3 separate regions of the Mus musculus genome follow, and regions 2 and 3 are each linked to region 1. The links are chromatin loops, found by intact Hi-C in ENCODE. Cell type or tissue: left cerebral cortex. All regions are shown on one strand. Region 1 overlaps Cyth1 (cytohesin 1). Region 2 overlaps Cyth1 (cytohesin 1). Region 3 overlaps Dnah17 (dynein, axonemal, heavy chain 17).

Evidence for each region. A loop is a pair of places that touch in the nucleus more often than their neighbours do. Peaks named below come from ENCODE experiments on the same cell type or tissue, not always from the same donor. Only the 100,000 strongest peaks of a DNase experiment are listed, where the experiment ranks them.
Region 2: a loop joins it to region 1, with 2.3 times the contacts of the local background. A loop is called at or near these places in 5 of 42 quality-filtered maps.
Region 3: a loop joins it to region 1, with 5 times the contacts of the local background. A loop is called at or near these places in 12 of 42 quality-filtered maps.

What each region holds. Positions count from the first base shown.
Region 1 is chr11:118,216,498-118,224,497 of GRCm38, reverse strand. The region is part of intron 1 of Cyth1 (cytohesin 1); the gene reads left to right. Among named protein-coding and RNA genes, the nearest start is that of Cyth1, 28 kb to the left of the region's middle. In left cerebral cortex, a CTCF peak has its summit at 3,729 (motif pointing right); DNase peaks (open chromatin) are centred at 2,958 and 3,707; H3K27ac peaks cover 507 bases.
Region 2 is chr11:118,162,197-118,170,196 of GRCm38, reverse strand. Cyth1 (cytohesin 1) reads left to right here. Exons shown (of 14, transcript NM_011180.4): 13 at 1,027-1,181; 14 at 4,103-6,027. The coding sequence ends at 4,181. Among named protein-coding and RNA genes, the nearest start is that of Gm38514, 28 kb to the right of the region's middle. In left cerebral cortex, a CTCF peak has its summit at 4,240; DNase peaks (open chromatin) are centred at 4,318 and 7,670.
Region 3 is chr11:118,079,862-118,087,861 of GRCm38, reverse strand. Dnah17 (dynein, axonemal, heavy chain 17) reads left to right here. Exons shown (of 81, transcript NM_001167746.1): 36 at 793-949; 37 at 1,690-1,794; 38 at 4,880-5,037; 39 at 5,423-5,561; 40 at 5,751-5,978; 41 at 6,251-6,388; 42 at 7,017-7,149. Among named protein-coding and RNA genes, the nearest start is that of Dnah17, 45 kb to the left of the region's middle. In left cerebral cortex, a CTCF peak has its summit at 3,881 (motif pointing left); a DNase peak (open chromatin) is centred at 3,887.

The DNA.
Region 1 (8,000 bases):
TCCCTTCCTCCCTCCTTCTTCCCTCTTCTTCCTTTTCTTGCTTCACAAACCTTCTCTACATAGCCCAGGTCCTCAAATTCAGGACACTCCTACCTTAGCTAGAATTACAGGCATGGACCACATACCTGTGAAGAATAAAAATATGTTTTCTAGATGAGAAAATTCTCATCTGGAGAGAGCAGGTGACTTCTGTCCAGCCCAGGCCCAGGCAGCTGGCTCCTGGGAGTTTTGGATCCTGGTGACATTTCTACAGATGTTGATGACAGTTAACTATCCATTCAGAGAGAAATTTAGATCCATTTGTTGTTTTATATTTTAATCAACTGCAGATGAATGAGTTTAGATTAAAGACAGACAGACAGACAGACAGACATAAATTTGGTGATAATTTTAGTTTTATTGGGAACACTAACTCCTAAGTCACCCTCCTTTAAACCCAGAAGTCATAAAGACTAGTTTGACAGACTAGACTATAGATAGATGAACTTTGTGGAGCAAAAGCCCTGACGAAGAAAGTTAAGAGTGGCAGTGGAGTAGCACATAGATCCAGAGGATCACTGTCCGGGCTCCATGTAGAGCATCTACCACCAGCAATGAGAACTCAGCCAACAGAGCATGGCGCGTGTGTGCTTGGCACCCCTGGGGTCACCCAGTGGGACGGAGAGAGAGTGGTGAGTGCCTCTTCCTGCAGGTGTTGGAGCAGCTTCACAGCTACAGCTGTTCATTCAGTGCACCCAAGAACCCTGGTCTTGGTTTCCAAATACCATCTACATTCAAAAGGTTCCACAGTCCTTGGCAAGATAGTGATGCCATGGCCTGATGTGACAAATCACGAAATGAGCCAGCCTGGAAGATCCTGTGATGGCAGAAAGCAGTGGAGTTTAGAAATGCTGAGCCACCGTGAGGACACTGGCAGTGGGATTACCACTCAGAAGCAGATGCTGAGGAGCAGGAGTCCCCCAGTGAGACACTAGTCTAGGGGTTGGAGTGCGGTTACAGGTAGCCTCACAGAAGCCCGCCTTACTCTCCTTCATCCAGTGTTCAGGGTCATCGATGCTGACAAAAAGATTGGTTGCCTCCACATACCTCTGACCCAGAGGCGACCTCATTTTACGTGTTATTCTTATCTAATCGCGTGACCTCCGTGTAGTCCGAAGCTGACAGATGGAGGCTGAGGGACTGATGAGCTGCTGCTCAGGTGTCAAGCCCTGAAACCTGGAGTGACTGCTGAGGGACCGCCGTGGGCTGAAAGTGACTGAAGAGACTTGCCAGTTAAATGTAGTGGGAACCTCTGGTGGTGTGCGCCTGTAGTCCTAGCATGTGGGTGGTAGAGGAGAGTCAGGAGTTCAAAGTCATCCTCAGTTACGTAGGGAGGTGAGGCTCATCTGCATTACAGACAGCCTGTCTTAACAAAGGATGACAAAGAACAATATTTACATTTTTAGAAATGAAATAGGTGAGGTATTCTGAGGTTTGAGCAGAAGGCATTTACATGGAAGGTGTACCATCTGAGTAAGCTCATTGCATTCACAGTTCCTGGCAGTAGTCACATAAGATGGTTCATGGAAACCTCATCGCCTCTTCTGCCCATTCAGAAATGTTCAGAGAACACTAAAGAGCTGTTTCCGTTAACTGGAACTCAGCTCTGAATACCTCACAATTCCCACGGGTCCTGGCAGCAGACGGATGGTGGAGAATGCTCTCTGTTCAAACACAGTCTCTGTGGAACGCACCCTTGGTTAGAGCCTGAGGTACAGCCTCGTGCCATGACACCTCATAGAACGTGCTGTTAGTCTGCTGCATACCACCCTCCCCACAGGGCAGCCATGTGGGTGTTTGGTGAACTCAGAGAAAATGGCCTGGAGACCATTGTCAAGGCTGGATGGAGGTTTCCTGTTGGGCTGTGAGTGGGCCCCAGATTGTTACTTCTGTGTTTTATCCACTGTGCTTGCCCTGCTTCCACAGAAGTACAGTCATCACACATTCCTATGCAGTTTCAACCAGGAGGAAGGAAGAGCAGGAAGGCATGCTGTCAGTGAGTATTGTTTATAAGACAACTCAGGCTGCTTATGCAATGTCTGCTTTATTTAATAGCAGGTTGGTTTTTTGGTTTTTTGTCTGTTTTGGACTGGCATTTCACATCTCAGAAAACTTCTTGTTGTCCATGAAGGTTTGTTTTATTGTTGCTGCTGCTGTTGTTGTTTTGTGGGTTTTTTGTTTTTGTTTTTGTTTTTTTTTGTTTTGTTTTGAGACAGGGTTTCTCTGTGTAGCCCTGGCTGTCCTGGGCTTGCTTTGTAGACCAGGCTGACCTCAAACTCACAGAGATCCACCCGTCTTTGCCCGAGTACTGGAATTAAAGGCCACCACTGCTAGCCTGTGAAGCTTTGGTAGCAAGGAGCTGCCATTTAGGAGTTTCAGAGTTTAGGCAAACTGTTCCTATGTGGTACCATGGGATGAGGTACAAGAGAGAGCATGGTGGGAGGGGTGAGGTACAGGGGGAGTATGTGGGAGGGGTGAGGTGCAGAGGAGAGCAAGGTGGGAGGGTGCTCAAAGAAGGGCCAGGGCAGATGGCTGTCACCTCCTTCACCCCTAAGCATACTTCATCTTGAATTAGAGATGATGATGGTGAGGATGAGATGACTAGAGAATGCCTATTCTGCCTCAGTCAAATAGCTCAGAGAGATCAAGTAGTCCTGCAGAAATATCTCTCTATTACTTTGCGAACTCATCCATGTATTTAAATTTCACTGGGTGGATTCTCAAGACTGAAGGCTCTGGTCTCTTAGCTAACAGATCTTGCCAGACCATCCGGCAGTGTGATGGATCAGTTTCCTGATAGGACTCCTGTTTGCCTTTTCTCCATCCCTGCTTCTTGTAGTCCACTCTCTGGAGTAGGTTCCTTGCCTGGGAAGAGAATGAGCTTTGGTGTGACTGGGCACACAGTTGTTTTCAAAGAGTGGAGTAACGAGGAGAGTGGGAGTAGGAGCCAGGCGTGCTGGCTCTTGAGGGGACTCCTGTGCTGCGCAGCTCTGTCTGAAACTGTCCTCCATCTCAGATGGGGCTTCCTCACCCCAAAGGTTATATCTTTTGAGATGGTGACTTCTGTGTAGCATTTGTTATTTCTAGGTCACCTCTAAAGTAAATGCCAGACGATGCCACCAAGTTCTTGGTTTTCTCAAAAGGCATTTTTCTTTCCTTCTCCAATTTCTCCACTATTCCCACGGGGGAATTTTTTTTTATTCTTCCTCTGAGCTTGGAGTTCTTCAGCCTCAGAACTCCGTTCTTAGCTGCTTTGTGGTCATCTGTTCCAGCTGCCACCCTGTGTCCTTCAGTAAACCCCATACTTAACACTTGGGGACAAAGTGCCAGACAGAATGGCTCATAAAGGTTCCGCAGTGTTGGCCAAATCTGAGCGGAGCATTCAGTACACACTTGACTGTAGTTACCCTGGGCAAGGGAAGGCTTGCTGGACAGAGGGATGCTGGCATAGTGGTGTAAGCCTGTGCCAGCATTGGAAGGCAGAGGTCTACATAATGAATGTGAGACAATCCAAGACTACAAAGTGAGTTCCAGTCTCAAAGCATCAAGAGGGAAGAAAAACCCTAAGGGAGAGTGAAGCTGAAAGTTGCCACATAATCACAAAATGTATTTCCTACATTAGGGTTGCACCAAACACACTTTCAAAGGTAACTTAACAGCCATGGCGAGCAACAGTGTATTCATTTAGCCAGCAGAGGGCAGCATAGACCAGTCTCCGGATACAAGCGGGTTTTTTTTTTTTTTTAAGTTTATTTTTTAAACTTTTTCGTTAATTAATTAAAGTAAATTTTTTGTTCTCTTCACTCAAAAGATATTTAAAGGTGCTACAGTAGCCACATTGAAGTGTGCTGTGAAGATTGATTCAGCATTAGCTTTATCATTCCTCCCTGTGGATCATACTGTGTGTTCTCTGCCGTGGAGGAAAGTGTCTCCCTGGCATCAGTAACATGTCAATGAAGATGCAAGATGTACATTCTAACAGCTCTGGGCTGAGGTCGACTGGGCCTTATGTCATTGCCTCCAGAGAGTCGCTTTAGCTGTGAGACTTCTCAATGCTAAGACACCACTGCACTCCAGGAGGACAGTGGGTCTTCTCTGAGAGCATTGTGGCAGGGAACCTGAGCCATACCGTGCTCACTCTGGGACACTTGATGGCACTGATACTAGATTTTCTTAACAAAGGAATAAGATCAATCTTTGTTGGTTTTACAACATTATACCTTTTCTGTGTCTTCATTTTTCCTGCAAATGTCAGTTTCCCTTCTTAGAAAAAATAAAATAAGACAAGAGATATCATGGTGACACACCCTTGTAATCCTAACACTTAGGAATTGAACTTCCTCGGTTGCAAGTTCAAAGCCAGCCTAGACAAGTAAGAACCTGAAGAAGGGGGGGTGGGGGGACGGGACAGGCAACATATAACATTGTCAAAGGCATGCATTAGGCTGTGTTTGTTTTGACAACTTGTTAATGTTGACTCTTCATTTTGATAATAAAAGTGTTATAATTCTACCTCATGCACGCTTGTTCTGGCCAGCCATGAGAACCCCATGGGTGTCCAGGTGCCAGAGAGGCTTGTCAAGGGGACAGGAGCAGGCTTTAGGGTCTCAGCAATATCTCCTCCTCTGTCCTGGAGTCTTCTTCTCTGGAAGGCACCTTTGAACACAGTGCTTGGTACACTTGACCCTGTTGGTACTGTTTTATGCTGTGGTAGAATTTGACAATTAATCAGTGACAGACATAAGACAGGAAAAAGTGACCCTTAGTGCCACTGTGCTAATTTCATTTGTAGCATATTCCATAGGCAATATTTATTTATTTTTATTTTTGGTTGTGAGCTTAGCCCTTAATGGCTGAGCCATCTCTCCAACTCATTTATTCATTTTTAAATGCTAAGTAGTGGTTTCATCAAAAATATATGTGTAATTTTACTTGGTGGGTAGACATGTGGAAAAGCTAAGCTATAACATCTGAACCAGGCAGGAAGTGCTCTAGAGTTGGAGAGTAAGCATGGTAGTGAAGCACAGAATATCATAGAAATAGTCATGTCATCCAGTGTCATGGCAAGTCAGCCATCTTTGTATGTTCTCACCTTACCCATTACTGGTGGGTGGGAGTAAAGGATTAAATATGTTTATGTGTCTGGACCCGTCAGCTAAGCAGTGTGCTGTGCTGGGGGCCATGGAGGAAGAGTAAAGCCGGTGTTCCTGCCATGGAACACAAGAGTAAGTACAGACATGACAGGTGTGCTAATTTGCCCTGCATGTCTTCCAGAACATTATGTTGTACACCTTAAATATGCACAATAAAATTTATTTTAAAAACAAAATCACAGAGGAACAGCATGACATGTGATTTGAATATGCGTATGTCTTCTTCCGCTTGGTTGGGTCTCCCTCAGCTCCTATGACGCTCCACAGTATCTGAAGCACTGTTCTGAGCCTGGTCTGCTTTTGTTATTTCAAATGTCCATGGGAACTTCCTAGCAGTTCCCATTCAGGTAAGTGCATCGTGACCTTTCTAGGAGACTCCATTTGGCACTGGCTATGGATGTGCCTAGTGTGCGAGATGCTTATATATTCCAGTGTTCTGCATAGTCCTGTTTATGTTAACTAGATGCTGTAAACTAGGGATTTTTTGGTTTTGTTTATTTTATTTTATTTTATTTTAGTTTAGTTTATTTGCTTTTGAGGCAATGTCTCAATATGCAGCCTTAATTCCTCAGAACTCACTGTGTAGACTGGGCTGGCCTTGAACTCATAGAGATCTACTTGACTCTGCCTCCTGAGTGCTGGGATTGAAGATGTGCACTACCACAGTCAGCTAGGATGCTGGAACTCTTAATATTGCCAGCTTTCAAGTTCTTAGCCCCAATTTGTAAGCTAAAGCAAGAGGAATGAATGTTCTTTCACTGATCTACGTCCTGCTTAGGTAGAGTCCTGATAAGTTGCTTAGCCTGGCCTTGAATATGCTTTGTAGCATGGGAGTTAGACTTGAATTTGTAGCCCTCTGCCTCAGCCTTTTAAGTAGTTACGATTACAGGCCTGTGCCTAGGACCCTGGATGTTGATGTTTAGCCTTTGAGACGGATGCTCTTGCTCTATAGTTCAGGTGGGCCTCTAGCTCGTGATTCCCCCACCCCAGGATCCTGAGTGTTGGGATTACTGGGGTACACCACATGCCTTGCCTAGTAAGGATGATAATTATCTAGTTACTCTTCTCTGAGTCAAACATGGTACTTTGGGACTTATAACAGGTTTCTTTATTCCTGTTTTAGTTAACAGAGTTAGTGCTGCGCTAGCTTTAGGAAGCAGAAATCAAGCAGAAGGCATTGTGACATGGTCAGGGGGGTTTGTTGCATTCCAGTTTGTAGGGCAGCTTTTCAGCTTGGGCTCACAGAAGCTAGGACTCAGGCCTGTCCCCTGGATTGCCATGAAGTCTCGTGATTAGCCCAGTAGGGCTGCTGTATGAGCTACTATGATTCTTCCTTTCTTCCTTTCTTTCTTTCTTTCTTTCTTTCTTTCTTTCTTTCTTTCTTTCTTATACATGAGCATGTTGCTGACACACCAGAAGAGGGCATCAGATCCCATTACAGATGGTTGTGAGCATCATGTGGTTGCTGGGAATTGAACTCATGACCTCTGGAAGAACAGCCAGTGCTCTTAACCACTGAACCATCTCTCTAGCCCTTGATCACTTTTTTGAGAATTATACTAAGAATGGTTTATTGAATTATGGAGGTGAGATTTGTGAAGGCCCAAAGCCAGGGACTGATGGACAGGGCTTTGAGGAGCTGTAGTCGGGGACTGGAGGACAGGGCTGTGAAGTCCTGATTTGCAGAGGATATGAATCAAAGGTACCCAAGGGATAAAGCTGTGAGATCCTGAGAAGTGGGGGTGTAAGGGTTCATGGGGGTCGAGGGAAAGGACTGGGGAGCAGAAGCTGTGGGGCCAACCTGTGGCCTGTGCTCAGAAGATGGAGTTCATATTTTTAACCTTCTCAGGCCTTGACTCTTCATGCCTCATTTGAAGTGCATCAGTAGGCCCTGGCACTACCTTAGACATAAATAGAGTAGGTATTTGAGCCTTTTATTGCTTAGCTGCCCATCTCTCATAGCAGCTTCTCAGGTCATATGGCATCTGCCCTGGTTACCCGCACCCAGGGTGGTATGTCACAAAGGAAGACAGGTGTCTCTGATCTGCCTAGAACGTGGACATTCATCTCACCCAGAACAGAAACTGCTGTCCTTGAAACAGCCCAAGGCCTCCAACAGCCCTCCAAAGGCCTCTGCCCTCTAACCCCCTCCTTATAGTCCTTCTAGCTCCCCACTGAGTCCCATACTCTTCAGACCCCCAGAGCACATGTCCAAGAGTGGCCCAGAGTCTGCCTCAGCCCACACAGGGGAAACACTATGTCCTTTTAGTCCTTGATGTCTCTGCAGTCCACATCCACTGTGCTCAGGGACCATTATTGGGGGAAATGGTAGAAAGGAAAGATTATAGGTTTGATTGTTTTTTAAAAAGATGTGTAAAACCGAAGGTAGAATTGGAGTTAAAAATAAGTTGCAGATTGCATTACATGTTTTAAATAGTCTGTTCAGTTCTACAAACCAGTAGGAAGGATGGCAGTCAGTAGGAAAACAACCCCCAAGGTGTGGACAGTAGCTCATGAACAGAAGTGCTCTCGTGCTTCTGGAAAGGCAGCCTTGATGGCAGTGAGGCCAGTGCAGAGATCAGTCCTGGGAATGTCCCCACCCGTCAGTGCAGTTCATTGTGGACCGGGCTGGACACATCAAACTCTAGGAATCCAGACACGTACTGTCCCACTGCCAGGAGATAAGAAACAGGAGTGACCTGTCCTTCCCGAGTCAAGATCATCTGGGAATCAGATCTAATGCCAGAGGTAGAGATGGGGTTTGGATCACTAGACGGGTTTTGAATGCAGCTGAGTGCATTGATACAG
Region 2 (8,000 bases), 54 kb after region 1:
GGAGGCCCATCTCAAACAAGGTAGAAGACAAGGGCTGACACTGGAACTTAGTCCTCTTCATTCCATCCCCATACAGTACACTGCATTACACACACACATGCACACATACAAGACACACACACACACACAGTGAATATGTATGTAATTTTGTTTTTTGAGACTGCAGTCCTGGCTGTCCTAGAACTCTCTCTGTAGATAAGGCTGGCTTCAAACTCATAAATCTTCGTGCCTCTGCCTCCTTGAATCTGGGATTAAAAGCATGTACCACCATGCCTTGCTTCTTTTTTTGGCTTTTTAAAAAACAAATCCTTAAAAAGAGAGTCCCTGGAAGCTTGTAGGCCGAATAGCCTGATAAACATAACAGCCAGATCAAGAGATCTGCCTCATATAAGATGGAGGGTGACTTTGCTTGTCTTCTGACCACCACACTTGTCATGGCATGTGTTTGCCCACATTTACATACATGCACACACACACACCAACAGTGTATCTTACTGGGAACTGGGTTTTTCTGCTGGCCTGGCTGGCCAGCCCTAGAGTCCCAGCAGGCTCACAGCTTCCTCCTCCCATTGTTGGCATTGCAAGTCTATGTGTATGCCACACCTGGCTTGCTATTATATATTTATTTTTATTTATATGTTTGTTTGTTTAGTTTTGGTTTTCAAGTCAGGGTTTCTCTATGTAGCCCTGGCTGTCCTAGAACTGAGTTTGTAGACCAGGATGGCCTTGAACTGAGATCTACCTGACTCAGCCTCTCGAGTGCCAGGATTAAAGGTGTGCATCACCACACTCGGTCTACGCCTGGCTTTGTCGATTCAGGATCAAACTCAGCTCCTCGGCCTTCTATAGCAAGCACTTTACTAGCTGCCTTATGTCCGGTGGTCTCAGAAAGTGCATGCTCTGAAAGTGCTCTCTGACACATCTCTCTCGAGAGTAAAGACAAAGAGTCTTTTGGGAAATGAATAACATTTTCTTTGATCAGCAGCTTCCTGAAATCTTACTGCCACTTTCTCGTGTTCTCCTCAGAACTGCTTTGAGCTTTATATCCCTGACAATAAAGACCAGGTGATTAAGGCCTGTAAGACAGAGGCGGACGGGCGAGTGGTGGAAGGGAACCACACTGTGTACCGCATCTCAGCCCCAACTCCGGAAGAGAAGGAAGACTGGATCAAATGCATCAAGTAGGTGGCTCCCTCCCAGGCAAGCCGCTTACCCACTCACCTCATGAGGTCCTCTCCGCTGCACTTCCTGTCCTGCCAGCCCTGAAAGGCTGCAGGGAGGTTCCCAGCTTGCTTCCCAGCAGGCCTTTGGATTCCTGCCTGTTGGAAAATTAGTAAGCCCTGTCTCTAGCCTAGGTACCCAGACAGTCAAAGACCCAGAGCGGGGATGAGTGCCACTCACCCCCATTGTGAGAGGCATCTCTTCCTGTGGCAGCTCAGTGTGACGAGCACTGGGCTTTATTAGACCTCTCATCCAGTGAGACCATTCTCCAGTTTGAGACACAGAAACTGAGGCCCACAGGTTTTGAGAGTTATGAAAGGTTCCAGAGCCTTGATGCAAGGCCGTAAAGCAGAGCTCCAGCCCCTCCCATATGCTGTGAGAACACAGGCGCCTGAGTGAAGGGAGCCACTTAAAGTCCACCATTAATCACAGTCCCATGGGTGAGGTTTACCTCAGGGACAGGCCTGCCCAGGGTGGCATGTAACTGGAAACAGGCTTTGCAAAGCCCATTGGTAGCTTCGTCAGCCTTGTTCCCTAGGATTCATGTGAAGCCTGGGCTGACAGGCATCTTTCTCCTATCCCCAGGAAGACAGCCATTGAGCACTCTGGCTTCTCCACCCTCTTGGCAATTATTTCTCCCAGTAATGTATACCTAATCACAGTCCTGGTACTGTGGCCGTCAGGTGTTTTCCTCAGAGAGCTTTCCTTGTTATCTGGGCTTCGATGACCTAGGAAGTGAGGAGGGCGCGCCATCAGGCCACAGGCTATCTCAGTGCTCTCAGACATGAGAGTCTGATTTAGTGTAGTATTTTGGTCAAGATTAGGCAGAAAGTAAGTAAGTTCTGGATGTGGTGACAGTGTACCAGTTGGGAAGAGTTGATGCTTGACTCTGTAAAGATGCTGATCAAAATTCCTAGAGAAAGGAAGCAGCTGGGTGGGGTGTGGACTCAGGTCACCAGTGGAGTCTTGCGGTCTTGCGGCACACTGCCCTTCTCTCTTAATTCCAAACTACAAGAGCTATTCTGAGGACTAAGTTAGAATGCCTAGGCTGATGGCTCAAACACGCTGCCTTCAGCTAGGTATCTCTCCCACGTGACAGCCATTGCACCCATCCTAATCCACAGATAGGGGCCAGGCTGGCTCTTTGCCACGAATCACATACAAGGAGGGGGCTCAGAACAGCCAGTCATCTGAGCATTAGCTGTGTGTCTGGGAAAGACCTGAGACCAGGGAACAGAGAGTACAGTGCATGTCCCGTGCCCTGCATGTCAGTTGTTAGGAGTTGATTCTTGCTAGTGGTCTAGCGTGAGAGTTGGAACTGTTGTCTCAGTGTGGTAGCTGTCTGTCTGTCTGACACTGACTCCCAGGGCTTCCCTGGACGATACCACATTCTGCATGGCCCTAGGCTGCCCGGTGTAGACTGCTGTTTCCCATGTGAACACACACTGTTTCTGTTAGTAGAATGCGCTTTGGCAAAGGCTCCTTCCCTCAATGCTCTTTCCAAAGAATTTTGGCTAGTTTTGTACATTTTGCGTCTCATTTAAGTTTTTGCTGCTATAGTCAGAAAAATGGAGTGTTCTTTAAAGTCCTTGTGGATGCTAGACCTCAGCTTCTGTGGAGGATGTGCGAATGCTGGAAGAAACCCTACATGCCCATTCCAGTGGGGTAGCCCAGAGGGTGGCAAGCCCCATACCATAGATGAGGAACTGAGATACAGCAAGGCTAAGCATGGAGTGGTAGGCTAGGCTCCGGCCTGTATGGTGACCCATGGAATGCTGTGCTCAGCATGGATATTGATGCCTCTCCTGTGCTCCAGGTTGAGATGAGAAGTGGGAAGTATATGTCAGGGTGTCGCAGAGGCCCAGACACACCTTCCCGTGGTAGCTGCTCCTTCTCGGGTTCCCAGCGGCCTGAGGAAGTCTGTCTTCACACTGGGTCCACAGAGCTCAGGCTGCAAGCAGACACTCGGAAGGCCAGGGATGCTCACTGTCAGCCATGAGTCTGCCCGACAGGTGTAGAGAGCTGTAGTTTCCAGTTCCAGAAATGTTAACAGGAGTTAATCATGGCACGGCATATTTTCATCTAGGCCCTATGAGTACTGCTGTACAAGGACAAGCACCCTACCAGAAAGGGCTGGCCACACCCAAAAGCCACGGGAGAATCACCTACCCCCGAAATGAATAACCTGACTAGCCTTGCTCCTCTGCAAACTGAGTCCTTGTGGTGGTGAGACTCAGGTTGCTCAGCAGATCTGGGGCAAAGACTATGACTACAGCTCAGACAGCACCCCCTGCCCCTCCCCCACACACAGACACACACATAAAGAAAGAGTGGGGAGGAGAAAGAGAGAAAGAAGAGAAGACTTGAAAGTATGTGCTGTGGAGGCTCCAGGTCACAGTGGCCCACCAGAAATAACCAAACCCAAGTCCTGCTTCCCTAGAAGACCAAGCGGCAGCTCTGTGACCCTACCCACAGCCACTGTCTAGTGCAGGCAAGTGCACCCTCCCTCACCAGGCTGGAGAGGCAGCAGGGCCCCAGCAGCAGCCGTAGGCTCCCAGAAGTCCCTGTGCAGTCCACGGCAGCCTCTTGAACACCATGTGTGGAATGACTTGTGGCATGTGTTACAGTACAGCACTCAGGGCTGCGGAAGACAGTCACAGCTGAGGAACACACAGTGGTTCTACTCTCAAGTGTTAAGTCGTGTTAGTGGGAAGAAGGCAGAAACCCCAGTTACTTTGTTACATGTCCCCATGTGTCACCTGAAGCTGTCCTGTAGACAGAGTGAGGGTGGGTGTTCCTGGTGAAAGCTGGCAGCACAGACTCCTGGGGTGGCACCGGCTGACCTGCCCTCATGCCTGCTCTCTCCTTCTCTGTGCTCCAGGGCTGCCATCAGCAGAGACCCTTTCTACGAGATGCTTGCAGCACGGAAAAAGAAGGTCTCCTCCACAAAGAGACACTGAGGGGGCACCAGGGCATGGCCAGCCCATGAGGCTGTGGCCCTTTCTCCTGCCTCCCCTGAGGGCGCTGTGGAGCCAAGCAGAGGAGAGCAGAGGGCTTCTCTGCCAGTTCCTGCCGTTCCGCTCCTAGAGACTTGCTTCAGCTTTTGCAGTTTTCTAAGTGGGAGAAGGGTGGGCGGCGAGGGATAGGCTGGAGACTGCGGCTGCCCTCATGGCTCTGGAGTCGCTCTCAGAGCCAGCAGCTGCCAGCAGCTGGTTCACAGCCTCAGCTCAGCAGGGCTGAGGCACCACAGGGAGCTCGCTCTTTACCTCTCAGTGTTCCTGGCCAAGGGCCTTCGCCTCTGCTCCGAGAATGCCTGTAAGGATGTACTCTGTGTACTAAGGAGAGAGGGGGAAAGGAAGAGAAGCCACGCACTATAAAGATTTATTTTTGTTTTTTTTAAAGCAAAAGTGAACGTAGCACTGTACTCTGCCCTCCTGTGCCCTGCTTCCCCTAAAAAGGGGGGCCCTGGGGCTGCGGGCACCCCAGGGGCTGCGGGCACTCCAGGGGCCGCTGCCTCATGACTGTGTGGGCAAGACGGGCAGAAGCAGGACTGCTGGCAGGGCCTAGCAGACACAGGAGGCCTCAGGGCCCCAGCAGGGCAGCAGGCAGGCAGTATGGGCAGCTCCCACCCAGTGCCTGGGGGACAGAGTGAAGGTGGTTAATCCCTTGCTGGCCCTCAGTGCCCAGGCCCACTGCTCTTTAAAGTGGAAAGTCTGCATTTTCCTAATAACCAAAACTGTGAGGAGCTCACCCATGGTGCTGGGTGGCGACTGTTTCATAGCTGGTTTTTCTTTCTCCTCCCCAAGAGCTCCACTCCTCGTTCTAGAGGAAGGAGCAGGTCTTACCTGATCCCCTTGGGGCTTCAGCCTTTTCTGCCTCAAAAGCCGCCCCTATTCTGGACTATTCTGGTGCACTCTGTGGTAGCCTCCAGGAGCAGGGGCCTTTCTCAGCAGGTTGCAGTGCAGTCAGGCAAGGGTAAGGTGGCCTTTTTGTCCCCTGCCCTCTATGGCATGGCATACCACAGCACACATGTGAGTGAACCCTGGCCTCCTAACTCAGTGAGAAGGGAGCCATGAAACGCAGCATCTCCTGCCGTTCTCTCAGGGACTCTCAAGGGCAGCTCCTGTTCCTTGGCCAGGGCTAGCATGCCAGTCTAGGCAGAGCAGGTGGCAGGCGGTGTCTTGGCACACTCCTCCACGTGGCCAAGGCCTTGGTGGCAGAATGCTGCCTCCAGGCAGGTGGAGGAGCCATGGGTCCCCGCTGGGCTGTGTGAGCTCAGCCTCTCTGATCTCAGAAGGAGGTCAACATCTCTGGAAATAGCTTTGCAGAGAAGGGTGGGTGTAGGGGGCGGCACTCGCCCCTCCTGGGGATACAGCAGGATCCGGCCTCAAGAGGCTTCAGGTGCTTGACACTCGAGTGTGAAGGTGACAGTGACTGCTAAGGGTCCAGGCTGGAAACCTGAGCCTCCTGCCGCAGAACCAGTCAATGCCTGCCCAGGTTGTGTGGGGAGTCAGGCAAGTGCAGAGCCCTCCCTTCACACCGGTTCTCACAGGTGTGTCCTGGGCAGGCCAGCACCTGGCTCAGTGTCAGTCTATTTATCAGAGGTGTAAATAATCCACACATAGTTTTTCTCCTTTTAGATTATTTTGTATTTGTTTAAAAAATATTTGTCAAAATACAAAGAAATGACTGAAACTTGTTGACAGGGTTTTTAAAAATATTATTATTATTATTATTGTTTTGTTTTTGCCTTGTAAACTAGCTCCAAGGAACTGCAGCAAATAAACTCCAAATCTGCCCACATCACTTCATGTTCTGCTCTGCTGTGGGGTCATCTCTTGTCAAGCCTGGGACTGGGGGCTGGAGCATCCCGTGGCATGGGTGTGCCCCAAACTCAGTGGGGCTGTGATTAAAACCAGGGGTTGGGTAGGGGCTATTTTCTGCCACGGATGGCATAACAAGGAAAGAGGGGCTTAACCCTTACCTCTCTTTCTGAGGAAGAAACTCAGCCTCAAGGAGCAAAAATTGTCCACGCGAGCAGCCTCCTGCAGTGTGGCACTACATATCCTTGTGAGGCAACTGAGCAGGACCAGGAAACGGAAGGTTGCTGGGCACACAGTTAATGGAGCAGAAGTTGGCCTCTGTGCTTTTCTTGCTTCCTTCTTTTTTCATTGACTGATTTTTGGAGACAGTATCTCACGTCTCTCAAGCTGGCCTTAAGCTCCTTGTGCAGCTGAAGATGGCCCTGAACATTTGGTCTGCCTCTGCCTCCCTCGAGTGCTGGGATTACAGGTATGTACCATGCCCAGTTTATGCAGTGTGCTAGGGCTTGCCCCCAAGGTTTCCTGCATGCGAGATAAGCACTCTACCAGCTGAGCTTCACCCAGGCCTGAGAATCAGCTGTTCTTAGTACATCATTGATGAACAACATAGAACAGGAGGTCAAGGAGACAACTTAGGGGCTGGGGGGTGGGTGGTTCAGTGGTTACAATCACTGGGTACTCTGAAAGTTTCAAAGGACCCGGTTTAGGTTGCCAATATCCACATGGTGGCTTACAACCACCAGTAACCCCAGTTCCAGATGTCCCAACAGCTTCTTCTGGCCTTTAGGGTCACTGTACAGACACGTGCACAGGCACACATGTAGACTAAATAACACACACACACACAAATAAAACTTTAAAAAAAGAAAACAATTCTATTTATTGCCAGAAAGAATAGAGTACTTACGTGTTTTCAAAGTGCAAGAGATACATATACTTATAAAACATTGAAAAGCACCATAGAAGACCTAAACAAAAATCTCATGTTTGGAGAGCAAAATTTAATAGTGAGATGATCCAGCGAGGAGTAGTGGTGTATACCTTTAATCCCAGTGCTAGGGAGGCAGAGGCAGGCTGATGTCTCTGAGTTCCAGGACAGCCAGGGCTACACAGGGAGACCTTGTCAAGGAAGGAGGAAGGATGTCCACAACTTGAACTTAGGAAGTTTGCTCCCTACCACATGGCAGTTAATGTTTAGAAGTATGAGATGCTGCTGTGAATTCAGCTCTTATCCCTCTAAGACTCAGGCTGAAACAGGGTCACCTGCTGCTGGTTGTAGAGGCAGGCTCAGTGAACAGTGTTTAATGTCCCAACGTTGGGTGAGAAGTAGGCTTTGCCCTGCCTGCCTTTTCTCTAGTGTTTCCTAACCTGGCTCTGAGGTTTGCTTATAAAGCATTCCTGGGGAGCTCATGGAGGTACTGGGGCTTGGAAGGCTATTTTGAAAGGTTCTAGAGTCTTTGAGAGGTGAGTCCTTGAGGAAGTAGGCCACAGAGGACCTAGTTCCTGAGACTGTCTTGTCCTCTCTCTGCCTCCTGTGTGCCATGAGGTGAGCGGCCTCCTCCACATGGTCCTGCTGCCGTGATGCTCCGCCTCACCGTATCAGGATCATCAGATCCAGGAACCGCGGATGAAACCTCTGAGGCTCTGAGCCAATGAGCAGCACTGAGGCTCTGAGCCAGTGAGCAGCATCCCTTTAGGTCCCAGGCATTCAGCTCACATCCGGGGAGAGCTCACAGAGACAGACCACTGAGCTGTGACTTCCATCAGAGCTGACAGCGTGAAGATCAAAGGTGGTGTGCACTCAGCGTCAGAACCCGTGTCCTGCCAGACAGGATGCAGGCATGGGCAGGATCAGCCCCAGCAGAGACACTGTTCTTGTCTCCTTTAATCCAGGCCTCTGCATCTTGTTCCTTGACATTTCACGACATTTACTTACCTCCCCGTGGCTTAAATTTT
Region 3 (8,000 bases), 140 kb after region 1:
TTAGAATCTACTTTCCTATGGATAACCCTGAGTTGTTACATAGTAATGTTTCATCTGGGCTGTTCTTAACTCCAATTGGTCAGCCCTCAGGGCCACCTTTTTTATGGTTCACCTAACCCATAGTGGCCTCAGCCGCTGCCGCCTCCTCCTCCTCTTCCTCCTCCTCCCTCCCCCTCCCTCTCCCTCCCTCCTCCTCCTCCTATTCATCTACTCTGACCCCCAAACCTGGAAAACCTAAACCCCACCTATGTCTCTTCTACCCAGCTATTGGCTGTTGGCATCTTTATTTACCAATCAGAAATAACTTGGGGCCAGGTCACAGATCTACATGCAGACTTCAGGTCTTGGGGGCCAGGCAGGAGCCCTGCTTTAGGCTGAGCTCTTGGTCCTTCACTGGCTGTGTCCCCAAGGAGTGGCTTCACCTCCCTGAGGTCTGCAGAACAGGGAGAGAGCTACAGGAGCCCTCATGAGTGTGCAGGGACTGAATCAATTACAAGATAATAAAACCACTCAGCCCAGAGGCTGCCCAAGACACCCTCAGCATGTGTCTGACGAGTCCCCAGAGTCCGTCCCCCAAACCCACAGGAGGGCCATGTCTTGCACCCACCCCTGTCCCTCAGCACAGTGACCACCCCCCCCCACCCACACACACACATGCACACATACACACCAGCTCTGACTTTGGTCTCTGGGCCCAAGTGAGTACAGCGGCCCCACAGTAAGCCGAGCAGAGCACAGTGGGGTGTGGGTCACAGGGTCACAGTGCCCCAGGTCAATCAAGGTCCTCTGTAGGTGCTACATCACGCTCACGCAGTCCCTCCACCTGATCATGGGCGGAGCCCCTGCAGGCCCTGCTGGCACGGGCAAGACGGAGACAACCAAGGACCTGGGCAGAGCCCTGGGCACCATGGTGTATGTCTTCAACTGCTCAGAGCAGATGGACTACAAGGTATGTGGCCAGGGCTGCGGGTCCCCACCCAAGAGCATGTACACCCAGAGTACCCACTAGCACTTGTGGAGGTAGAGGTCCCGGCAGTTCCATGACTGTCCCCTATGAATAGAGACACACACACAGGTAGGAGTACCTGATTGGCGTTCAGTGTGGGGTTAGGGTGAAAGTAGTGGCCACCGGGTGAACTCTGAAGGGGACAAGGACAGGTCCATCAGCTGCAGGGTCATGTCTTCTCAGAGGACTAAACAGGAGGGGAGGGACTCTGACAGTAACAGTCCCAGCATAAAAGGGAGGAGTTGGGGCGCCCTCCCGTTGGACGAGCCCCACAGCCTAGTGGTCCCATCCTGAGACTGAGGACAGTGGCCAAGACCCCTGCTGACTGAAGGTCATACCAGCGTGTCCCCCTCAGGGGCCCTAGAAAAGTGAAGTCTATTGATCCTAGAAGGACTTCTGTGTGAACTCCATGGGTGTGTTGCTGACCCTGCAGGGGACAAAATGGCATAGTCACACGAAAAGATCTTCCTGGAGCCCCAGCCCACCTCAGAGGATCCCTTCCTCCATGTGCATAAAATGAGAAGACAGGGGTAGGGATTGGGGGATTTCTTAACTTGATGTTCGCTTAGAAAAAACGCTGGGACCCTGCGGGTCAGGTGTACAAGGGCGCTGTCTCCAGACACCTGCTTCCTGCAGGCCTCTGGGGGCCACTCCCTCTCTCTGATCTGACTTTCCCTTTGTAGTCCTGTGGAAACATCTACAAGGGCCTGGCACAGACGGGAGCCTGGGGTTGCTTTGATGAGTTTAACCGGATCTCGGTGGAGGTCTTGTCTGTGATTGCTGTACAGGTAGGGCCCTTCTGCTTAGTCTCTGGGTCAGTGGGGGACCCGGAGTTGTGCCCAGTTTTCCTGGCATCTCAGTCACCAGAGACCCTCCTGTCTGACCACCCCAACAGCCAAGCACTGGGCAGGGAGGTGACACAGTGAGGCCTCAGATGCCCTGCCCTGGCTCCCAGGGGCCCTTACACACAGAGGGGACAGTAAGGGTCCCATACAGGGAGGTATAACTGATTCGGCCTGGGGATGCTAACGTAGAGAGCTACTTTGGGTGTGGTAGCTCATGCCTATAACTCCTGCCACTTTGTGATATGAACCCAGGAGGATTGCCACAAGTTCAAGGCCAGCCTGGTCTATAGAACAACCTCTAGGTTAGTCAGGACTATAGATTAAGACTTTGTTTTGTAAGACAGAGAAGGGGAGAGAGAGAATATTTGATAACCCTTAGTTGGCTTTGAGATTGTACTGTTTGGCAGCAAACTAGACCAAAATGGTACAGAATGTCCAACGACCCTCCCTCTGCCTGCCACCCACACACACACACACCCACACCCACACCCACACACCCACACCCCCACACCCCCACACCCACACCCACCCCCACCCACCCCCCAGCAGGCTGTATTTATAGTCTCAAGGAAAGGAAGTGCAGAATACAGACAGCTGGATTGATCACAGCTGCTCTGCCTTATCTGAACATGGTTTGAACAGTTGGCTGCCTGCAACCGGCTGGAACTCAGCTGTGGGCTTCAAGAACTAAGTTACAATATCTCCATGCATCGGTTGGCGTTCACTAGATAATCCATGTAGGGAGAAACCCTTCCCCAAGCTGGAGCTCTGTGCAGAGGTGGCCTCAGGCCAGTCAGGTGAACTTGACAGAAGAGAATGAAGCACTCTGGGCTTTGAAGAACACGGCAGTATCTCAGTATAAACTAACCAGCCAGAGCGGATGGGGAAGGAGTGGTTGTGTGTCCAGGGAATTCCCTAACCCGGCACAGAACAGCAATGGGGAATCCAAGGCAAAGGGGGTACAGGGTGGGGGCCATGTCAACACCCCAAGCTTTTAAACTCACCCGCAGGGCTCTGTGTTTCAAACAGGAGCCCCAGCAGTCCTGGTGCCCGACAGACTGGATAGACAACGGGCTCTGAGGTCCTCCAAGGCTGGCCTCCAATCTCAGATCAGCTTGAGACCCCACCTGCAGAGCCCTAGGCCAAGGCCCGACTTTGGAGGTCCTCACGAACCAGGCCTAGCCGCTTGCCCCAAACCCAGACAGTAAAAAAAAGGAATGATGGATAATGGGGAAAGGAAGATGGTACGGGTCAGGGGAGTGTTAGCAAGAGTTCCAAGGCTACACAGGAAGGGTGCTGGGTACACACACCTAAGCACTAGTGCGCAGTGATGTTCCTAGCATAGAAGTGACCACCAAAGAGAGTCTAAGAAAGGTTGAGGTGACCAGTTCTCAATCTGCTGTCCCTTACCGACCTGTTCACCCAGAGCTAAGTCAGTACATTGTAGCGGAAGCAACATTGTAGCAGAAACAGCTGCTACTCTTGCTAGAATTTCAGTAGGAAAAACCAGTAGGGGTGGGGGTGAGGGCAGGGCTCCTGAACACCCAGGTGGTGAGGAGATACAGGGGTGAGAGGACCCACAGGCTGGGGAAACCTCACCTCTAGAGCTCTCATCAGCCCCCCTCCCACTCCCCAATCTGAGAAGGGCCAACTGAGTTTGCCAAGGTGATAGCCACGCCTCCACCCTATCCTCCCAGGGTCAGTCACACACCTCTGACTCTCTGACTCAGTATTCACTCCCAAGTCATGGGACGAACCCTAGGATGTTCCACGGCACCTGTTTGATGATCTGAATATTTGTGGACACAAAAGAACAGGGACCAAAATGCTAGGAAGGTCCTAGCAGCAGGAGATGCTCCCAAATTCTTGCCCTCTAGTCCTGCCCAGGTGTGAGCCCTGTGGGCTAGAGACTGGGCGGAAAACCCAGCATCACCCAGAGTCACCTACCAAGTCCAGGCGAGCAAGATTTGGGCTAGGGGGAAAAAAAAAATCCCATGGCTGAGAGATTTCAGTCACGAGCCTGGAGCGCCCCCCAGTGGTGATCTTACAGTTTGCCGCTACCTTCCTTTGGTTCCTCTAAAATCCCAAGCAGAGACCAGATTTCTCCGTCCTGGTAAGCAGGAGATGGCCCCAGAGACTCTTGGATGCAGAGTGGCTACTAATAGGACTCTTATGGGTTCTTGTCAGAGAGTTGACAGAATTTAGCCAGGGTCACGGCCAGAGGACACTCCTGAGACAAAAGCCCAGCTGAGGTCGGCTGTATAACACCACGAACAACAAGATCACAGCGGTGGAGGGCAGAAGTCAAGGGCAATGACAGAGTGAAGGCCACTGCTAATTCACAGCCACCACACTCTGTAACTGGCGCGGGGGCTTGGGGGTGGGCCGACAACCCAGCCAATAAAATGCTTACCACACAAACCCACCGGCCTGAGCTCAGCTCCTAAAACCCAAATAAAAAGCCAGATGTGGGCACTGGAGAGATGGCTTTGGGGTTAAGGGCACCAGTTTCTTTCTGAGGACCTGAGTTTGCTTCCTGACACCCATGCCAGGTGGCTCCCAGCTCCAGGGGATTCCGCAGCCTCTGTGGCCTCATCAGGCAGCCAAACACACGGGCATACAGACACAAGCACACACATAAATCTTTTCCTTAAGGGGGGGGGAGCCAGATGCTGCCAGGTCTTTAATCCCAGAACTCAGAAGGCAGGGGCAGATGAGTCTCTGTGAACTCAAGACCAGCCAGGACTACATAGTGAGGGCCTGTTTCAAAACACAAAGCCAGATGCCAGATGTGTAATTCCAGCACCGTGGAGGGGGAGACAGAAGGATCCCTGGGGCGCTCTGACCAGCCAGTCAGTTGGTGAGTTCCGAATTCAACGAGAGACCCTGTCTCAAAAAAGTGTAGAGCAATAGAGGAAGACACTGTTGCTGTCTGGATTTCGCATATGTTCATACCCACACATATGTGCACACATTTGCACACACAAATGGTTACATTTTAATGTGTGTGTGTGTACCAACTGTCTAGGTAAAGTGTGTCCAAGATGCAATTCGGGCCAAGAAAAAGAAGTTTAACTTCCTGGGAGAGATAATAAGCCTTGTCCCCACCGTGGGCATCTTTATCACCATGAATCCTGGCTACGCAGGGCGCACGGAGCTGCCGGAGAACTTGAAGGCCCTATTCAGGTGACAGAGGAGGGATCCGGCAGTGTCCCAGGCTGAGGAGTTAGTGGAGGAGGTGGAAGACCCCAAGGCTAGCAGCTCCCAAGATGGAGTAGGGGTAACAGGACAGCAGGCAGGTCCTGGGGCTCCCCAAGTGGGGGAGGGGGGCGCGGTCCACAGCCGAGACACTGGCTATTCTGCTTAAGGAGTCTCAGAGGAGTCGGAGCAGGCGTGGGGCCTGGAGCTTCCTGAGCTGGGTGTGTGGATGGATGGGGGAGGCTGGAACCCGGCTTCATGTACCCTGAAGGTTGACTGGCAGGGACACGTGGCCCAGGGGAAGAGGGGCGGCTGGCTGATGAGGAGCCAGGGAGGTGAAAGCGGGAGAGACAGCTGCTCGGTCACCTCTCAGGCCCTGTGCCATGGTGGTCCCTGACTTCGAGTTGATTTGTGAGATCATGCTTGTGGCCGAGGGCTTCCTGGATGCTCGCCTCCTGGCCCGGAAGTTCATCACCCTCTACACCCTGTGCAAAGAGCTGCTCTCTAAGCAGGTGTGGTGTGTTCTCCCAGCCCCTAGGGCTCTTGGTCCAACCTCGGCTGGGGGCGGGGGGGGGGCGGGGGGTGGTGATCCATACTTATGTCTCTGCCCCTCCCTAGCCCCGAGATGAACTCTGAGCCTGACAGTGCCAGATGACCACAGTCAGACGACAAGTTCACATCCGAGTTCCCACTCCCCGCAGGACCATTATGACTGGGGCCTTCGGGCCATCAAGTCTGTGCTGGTGGTAGCCGGCTCCTTGAAGAGGGGAGACCCCACCCGGGCAGAGGACCAGGTGCTCATGAGGGCCCTGAGAGACTTCAACATCCCCAAGATCGTGACTGATGACCTGCCCGTGTTCATGGGGCTGATCGGCGACCTCTTCCCAGCTCTGGACGTGCCCCGGAAGCGAGACCTGAATTTTGAGAAGGTAATTCTCTCCCCTCCCCGACGTACACCTCCGTATCCATCCTGAGAAACTTGCCCTTGAGTGCTGCAAGAATCGGGGGCAGGGGGGAAGAAAGTTGCTTCCTGCTCCCCAGCCAGCCCCAGGCTTCAGAACTGATGGCCACAGAGATCTGGAGTCGGGGTTCCAGGGCCGTGTGAGTTCTGGGTGAGATTAGGGGCACAGCTTGGCAGCTCAGCCACAGAAAAGGTTGCCTTCCCGTGCCCTCTTAACCCTGCCACTACTGTGTCTCCCAGATCATCAAACAGAGCATCGTGGAGCTCAAGCTTCAGGCAGAAGACAGCTTTGTGCTGAAAGTCGTCCAGCTGGAAGAGCTGCTTCAAGTCCGACACTCGGTCTTCGTCATTGGGAACGCGGGCAGCGGCAAATCGCAGGCACGTCACCAGCACTAGTCGGTAACACACACACACACACACACACACACACACACGCACGCACGCACGCACACATCACCTGCCTCCCGGAGGCCTGCCACTCACACACTCCTGTTCCCCAGCAAGGCCTGGAGCCATGGTGAACACCTGGGGGTAGCAGCCAACATCACCAGTGCTAGCAATAGGAAGCCAGCCAAGTGTCTGTCTGAACGCCCTCAGGCAGGATCCTTACCCTCTTATGAAACCCATTCCCTAAAACACAAGAACTAGGGGATAGAGAAACTGGGTGTGGTGGTGCACACCTTAATTCTGGCGCTCAGGAGGCAGAAGCAGGTGGATCTCTGTGATCTGTGAGTTCAAGGCCAGCCTGACCTACATAGAAAGTTCTAAGTCAGCTGGGCTGCAGGACAGTGTCTAAGAAAATGGCAAGTCACAAGGGAAACTGTGCATGGCGTCTTAAAAAGAAATTTGTGCACACATGTACACACACACACACACACAAAATATCCTCAGGTGTCCTTAAAATCAGTCTCTCTGAGTGAAAACCGTCCAGAGCTGCACAGAGGGCTGCCCCGTGCAGACCGTCCCCATACAGGACATTGAGCCAGTGGATGCTCCTCACCCGCAGGTCCTCAAATCCCTCAACAAGACCTACCAGAACCTGAAGAGGAAGCCCGTGGCGGTGGACCTGGACCCGAAGGCTGTCACCTGTGATGAGCTGTTTGGCATTATCAACCCGGCGACCAGGGAGTGGAAAGATGGTTGGTGCGGTGCGGTGGGGTGTGGAGCGTTACCTGCAGTGGGGCTCTGAGACCCCGCCACGTCCCTGAGCAGGCTCCCTGAGACCTGTGCGGGTTCTGGTCTGGTCCTGATCACTGCAAAAGGGCTGATGGAGCCCTTGCTGGTGCACTCAGAGCGCAGAACACCTGTACCACCAGGCAGGAAGAGGGAGCTGAGGCTGACCCAGAAGCCCAAGTAGAGGCCCCTCTCACCTCAAGAAGGGACCCCGAAGCTGAGCCCTGCTACACTGACAGCCTCCTGTAGAGCACTCCACAGGGAGTGAAGGGCGGGCCCCTGTCCACCGGTTCGGGGATAGAGGCTTCTTCTGGTTGAGGCTCCATTGGGTTTGCCTCATGAGAAAACTGAGAACTGGGCCAGGGAAAGAGGGGGCTGGGGTGTCGACCATGTAAGCACCTCCTGACTGGAAGCAAAGAGCAGGCCCCGCTCCCCTGCTCCCTGAGGGAGGTGGCACCCCGGCCCCTCTTTCTTTCTCTTTGTGCTTTTCCCACCCACCTCCTGTATACACATTTCTACACGGGTATCGCATCGTGTCTCTCCCCTCGTGGGAGGACAAGCTCCGAGAGGGTGATGGGGCTTTGGTCAAAGCTTTCCCCCCTCCCACTTTTCCGTGCTCGGTACAGGGAGAAAGCGTGGGGTGTGTGCGTGTGAGCGAGTGAGCGGGGTGTCAAGCATGGCCCTGTGACCCTCCACAGGAGGCTGCTGAACCTTGAAGAGCCTCTGAAGGGGCGGGGCGTTCAGTGGTGGGAAAGGGGTGGGGCTGAGGGGTCAGGAGGAGGCAAGAGCAGAGGCTAGCACAGGTACTGAGGAAGGG